2 separate regions of the Homo sapiens genome follow, and region 1 is linked to region 2. The links are chromatin loops, found by intact Hi-C in ENCODE. Cell type or tissue: ascending aorta. All regions are shown on one strand. Each heading gives the region's core, and the rest is flanking DNA. Links, peaks and the distances in the headings are about the cores only. Region 1 has its middle 93 kb from the start of RNF7. Region 2 overlaps RASA2 (RAS p21 protein activator 2).

Region 1 (2,918 bases), core at 320-2,819, 62 kb before region 2:
CCAACATGGTGAAACCCCATCTCTATTAAAAATGCAAAAATTAGCCAGGCATGATGGCACATGCCTGTAGTCCCAGCTACTTGGGAGGCTGAGGCAGGAGAATCACTTGAACCCAGGAGGTGGAGGTTGCACTGAGCTGAGATTGAGCCACTGCATTCCAGGCTGGGTGACAGAGGAAGACTCTATCTCAAAAAAAAAAAAAAAAAAAAAAAAAGAAAAGAAATTCCCAAATTAAATTTTCTCTGTTTGAAATAACTGGAGTGTTTTCTGTCTTTCTGACTGAACTCTGACTGATACAAAAGGCACAAGTGTTGCTTCTGAGTTTCAATGTAAGGAAACTTAATTCCCATATTTAATTTTGGCTCTGTTTAAAATTTGAGCAGACAGTTTACAGTAGTTAGGTCATCTTGGCCTCCTCAATTTTCCTGTTTGGGTTTTTTTTGTTTTTGTTTTTGTTTTTTTGTTTTTTTTTTTCAGACGGAGTTTTGCTTTTGTTGCCCAGGCTGGAGTGCAGAGGCATGATCTTGGCTCACTGCAAACTCTGCTTCCCGGGTTCAAGCAATTCTCCTGACTCAGCCTCTCGAGTAGCTGGGATTACAGGCACTTACCACCAAGCCCAGCTAATTTTTTGTAGTTTTAGTAGAGATAGGGTTTCACCATGTTGGCCAGGCTGGTCTCGAAATCCTGACCTCAGGTGATCTGCCCACCTCAGCTTCCCCAAGTGCTGGGATTACAGGCGTGAGCACCAAGTCCATCCTCTTTTTTGGGTTTTATCAAGAAAGATCTTGGCCGGGTGTGGTGGCTCACACCTATACTCCCAGCACTTGGGGAGGCCCAGTTGGGCATATCATTTGAGCTCAGGAGTTTCAGACCAGCCTGGGCAACATAGTGAGACCTCATCTCTACAAAAAAAATACACAAATTAGCTGGGTGTGGTGGTGCACGCCTGCAGTCGCAACTACTCGAGAGGCTGAGGCAGGAGGATGGCTTGAGCCTGGAGGGGGTCAAGGTTGCAGTGAGCTGAGATTGTGCCAGTGCACTCCAGCCTGGATAACAGAGTGAGACCTTGTCTCAAAAAAAAAAAAAAAAAAAAAAAAGGGAGAGAGAAAGAAAGATCCTCAGGGGCTAAGGAGCATCTTTAAGATCATGTCTGGGTGGAACACAGTGCAGAGGCACACAATCTGGCTGAGAAGACACAAGACTTTGGGGCCTTCCAGAGGGCCACTCCTCCCTGGGGCCGGCCCTTGTCTGTGATCCCAGGTCACCTCCTGCCGGCTCAGGCCAGCTTTACACCCTTGCCCTCACATTTCTGGCCTCACCTGGAAGAGCTCTTGATCCTTCCCATGTGAGTTCACTGTTGACCCTTACCCGTCACTGTCACTGCTTCTGGAAGCCTTATACTGACCACACCTCTTCCTGCAGTGCCTGGGCGGGCCGCCAGGAGGCTCTCTTATGCCAAGTCCAATCACACTGTGCTCCACCAACTCCAGTTGAGCAAACACTAATTTTGAAATAGCAGATTCTGCCTACCAAATTAGCAGTGATTTTTAAAGAATGATAGTCTGTAATACTCAGTGACTCAATATTGAAGAGACTGTGGTGAGAAGGTAGTCTCCTATATGCTGATGGGGGTATAAATGGAGGCTTTTCTCGAGTGAGATTTGCCTGTATAGATGAGGTCTACAAGTTCCACAGGTGGGAACCTACTCTAGGAAATAAATTAAATTTAGGTGTAAGAGCTCAAATGCTTTCAGTTGCCAGTGATAGAAAACTCAGCCAGGCGCGGTGGCTCACACTTGTAATACCAGCCCTTTGGGAAGCTGAGGCGGGCAGATCGCCTGAGGTCAGGAGTTCGAGACTAACCTGACCAGTATGATGAAACCCCGTGTCTACTAAAAATACAAAAATAGCCAGGCGTGGTGGCACGCACCTATAATCTCAGCTACTGGGGAGGCTGAGACAGAAGAATCACTTGAACCCCGGAGGCAGAGGTTGCAGTGAGCCAAGGTTGCGCCATTGCACTCCAGCCTGGGCAACAAGAGCGAAACTCTGTCAAAAAGAAACAAACAAACAAAAAAACTCAGCTAATGTGACTGCAGCATTCAGACATTTCTTGCTCATATAAGTTAGGTAGTAAGGAATCCTGGAAGTGGTTTTGTGTCCCCATGGTATAACAAAGAACCTGGGATCTTTCTTTTCCCACTCTGCCATCCAGAGTTGGGGGGACGTGTTGTCTCCCCTCATGGTAGCACTCGCGGCATCCTATTCTCATTTGACAATGGACAAATACAAAAGAAGAGAGTGGGGCAAAACAGACCTTCTCCAAAAATGCCTTTCTGAGAAGCTTGTAAACACTTCCCTTCACCTTCTGGGTGTGTATCATTAACAAAGAGGAGTGAGATCTCCATGATGGGCTCAGGCCATTCAAGGCCCAGCAGGAACATGGCTGCCTGAATACCAGTGGGGTAGCATTCCAAAGGAAGGAGGGTAAATTTCTTTTGGGTAAGCTGCCAATGGTGTCTGCCACAGGGAACCAACATTTTCATACGAAGATATTTGATATAGTGTTATTCATAAATGTAAAGAAATAGAAACTATGTGGTTAAGAAATTATGGTACATTTAAGGCTGAGGTGGCAGGATCATTTGAACCCAGGAGTTTGAGTCCAGCCTGGGCAACATGGTGAAACCCTGTCTCTAGAAAAAAAAGTAAGAAAGAAAAAAGAAATTATAGTCCATTTATTTAGATAGGGAAACTACTAAAACTAAAAGGGATAGAATCTGGCTTCCAACCAGGTTGGTCAGACTCCAAACCCACATTCTTAGTTGCTACTACCTCTTTGGATTTAACAAAATCATTAACCACCATAGAAGAAAAAGCAACAGAAAGCCTTCCAAAATGTAGATTACTTAATAAAA
Region 2 (2,918 bases), core at 179-2,678:
CTTCTTTTTTTTTAATCTACCATTACTTTGATTTTGAGGAACAATTCTTGTTCTTAAAGAAGAATCCTATTTTGCCCCCTAAATGAGCTATCCATTTATTTAGTTCATTAGATGGATATTACAAACTCAGAAACTCAGAGAGGGTCTGCATTTCTTTGCTTTTTCCTTTATACTTCTCTACATTATTCTGCTTAGGACTTAAAAACAAACCACATTCCAATAAGGATAGTATTGAGGCTCCAGTGCCTATTCTAAAGTGGAATTTGTAGGCACAGCCATTTTCTCCTAAGACTGGCTGACAATTGCCTGCCAGAGCTCAGACTTAAGGAGTTTTGAAATGGAATGTTTACTTCTGTTTGCTGGGAGAAAATATTGGTAAGTGAAAGAACAAGAACAGAGTTCCTTTTGCATTATATGTGGGTAATGTGGGTACAAGTATCCAAGGGAACTGAAGAAGCGCCCTATCACAGCATCGACTCTCCCAGATGGACCATGCACTAATGGAGTCTGAGTTATGTGAATATTTTATTTCTTAATATATACCTGAAGTCACTGATTTGTTAGCAAATATTTATTATTTATAATAATTTATTTTATTTTTTTGAGACAGAGTTTTGCTCTTGTTGCCCAAGCTGGAGTGCAATGGCATGATCTCGGCTCACTGCAACCTCTACCTCCTGGGTTCAAGCGATTCTCTCGCCTCAGCCTCCCTAGTAGCTGGGATTACAGGCACGTGCCACCAGGCCTGGCTAATTTTTTGTATTTTTAGTAGAAACAGGGTTTCACCATGTTAGCCAGGCTGGTCTCCAACTCCTGACCTCAGGTGATCTGCCCGCTTCGGCCTCCCAAAGTGCTGGGATTACAGGCATGAGCCACTGCACCCAGCCAATAATTTATTTATTATAATTCTTAAGGAACTATGGGGTAAATACAGAGATATAAGTGAAAGAAAACCCAGTAATTAAGATGGACTATAGGCAGGGTGACTATAGGTCCCAGTTTGCTCAGGACCATCCCTATCAGGACCATTCCTATCATCCCAGAATAATCACTAATAGTATTTTTCACTCTTAAAAGTGTTCTGGTTTAGACATCAAATTATATGGTCACCTTGTTTATAGAACTATCCAGGTTATCCTTTCTAAACTCTGCAGGGAATAGCATATGATTCAGTTATACTCTTATTTTCTTCTGCATCAATAGTAAATGTCACTAGGCAGAGTGCCAATATAAAATGAGAAATTGAGCTTCACAAGCTTTTACACTTTATAGCACTGCACATATCTTGTTGTAACTACTAAATAATAAAGGAAACTAGGATATTAGGGCAAAATACCCTATGTCAGCTTAGGGATCTAGAACCAAATCTGAGACAGAGGCACACTATGGCGATAGTCCATTAGAATGTGAGTGGGTGACCCAGAGTAGATCAGGAACAGACTAAACTCCTGGAACCCTTAAATCCTTTCTCCACTGACATTATCAACTCTAAACATTCTGATTATATCAGGGGAAAAAAGATCAGATGCTACCGTAGCCTCAGTCACAAAACATGGAAAAACAACCCTCAAACAAAAGACAGTACATCATAATCCTGCCAATAAAAGTCTGCCTACAGTGTCACAAATGTTTCAACAATGTCTGAAAAATAAAAGGGCAGCTTTTTCTTTGCCTATTCTTTTGAAAGACTTTCTCCTCAAAAGCCTTCAATGGTTGCCTAAAAAAATTTTGGTTAAACAGGCACTATTCCAGATGAAAAATATTCCAACGGACTTGAATTTTTTAAATCATCATTTTTCACTTACTAAGTCTCTGTAAGAATCCTAAGTATAAAAAAAGGCTCAAACATGTATCTCAACAAAATAAATACTCTGGCAACCAACTGCTAGTTGTGCTACAGAAATTGAATGAAGTCTTTAACATTTGGCTTTGCTAATTTGGATTCATTAAGTTAAGACTGTGATACATAAAATACAGTACTTTCTTCAGGCCCAGTTTAGATGTAATTCATTTCTTTCCTTATTTTTTAATTCTTAACTTCTAGACTATATGGGATAGAGTACTTCAAAGGTAACTTTTCTTTATAAATTTTCAGCATTTTACGATAATGCTATATTTTGTTTAGATGATTCAGGACTAAAGACTCAAGAAATTAAAGATCCTTTCAAAACATTCTGAACTTCTAAGTACAGTGATTTTTGTATGCTGCAGGCCTTGTGTTAGGATATTATATACTACAGGTTTTTGTACATTTATAGTAATTTTCCTCAGGTTACTACCATAAATTTATATTGTTCATTAAATGTTCAATAATGTATATATTTTTTACTATGGCAATTAAGTGCCCACTCTACATCAGGCACCATACAAAGCCTTTACCCCCAGAGACCAGAGGTTCTCAACCAGAGGCAATTCTGTCCCTCAAGGAACATTTGGCAATACCTGGAGGCATGTTTGGCTGTCAAAACAGGGGCATACTTCTTGCGTCTAAGGGGTAGAGGCCAGGCATGCTGCTAAATATCCTGAAACGCACAAGCCAGCCCCTCAGAATCAAGAATTATCTGGCCCCAAATGCCAATAGTGTCACTTTGAGAAATCCTAACCCTAGACATCTGTAATTTGTGTTTCTAATGCACTGGCAAAAGTAGTTGTTGTTAAACTTATTTAGGTATTTTCAAAGCTGAAAAGCACAGCTTTGTGGAAGAAGAAAAAAGAAAAAGGAAGCCTTTTTGATGAACAGTTTAAACATTATTATTTAAACTGGGGATTGATAATAATAATATATATAAAATGTTATTTCCCCATGTTATATGAAATAAATATTAACAATTCCAGAATAAAACCATCATACCTTTTTAACTGCTATAATATATCCTTCTTCTTGAAACATTTTGAAAAATTCACACATGAATGTCTCT

Evidence for each region. Hi-C counts contacts between places; a loop is a spot of excess contacts. Peaks named below come from ENCODE experiments on the same cell type or tissue, not always from the same donor. Only the 100,000 strongest peaks of a DNase experiment are listed, where the experiment ranks them.
Region 1: a loop joins it to region 2, with 2.4 times the contacts of the local background. A loop is called at or near these places in 14 of 110 quality-filtered maps.

What each region holds. Positions count from the first base shown.
Region 1 is chr3:141,643,550-141,646,467 of GRCh38, reverse strand. No RefSeq gene overlaps it. Among named protein-coding and RNA genes, the nearest start is that of RNF7, 93 kb to the left of the region's middle. In ascending aorta, for the core only: a CTCF peak has its summit at 1,430 (motif pointing right); a DNase peak (open chromatin) is centred at 1,407.
Region 2 is chr3:141,581,111-141,584,028 of GRCh38, reverse strand. RASA2 (RAS p21 protein activator 2) reads right to left here. Exons shown (of 24, transcript NM_006506.5): 17 at 2,852-2,918. Among named protein-coding and RNA genes, the nearest start is that of RASA2-IT1, 57 kb to the right of the region's middle. In ascending aorta, for the core only: no CTCF peak of the experiment used is centred there; no DNase peak of the experiment used is centred there; H3K27ac peaks cover 1,386 bases.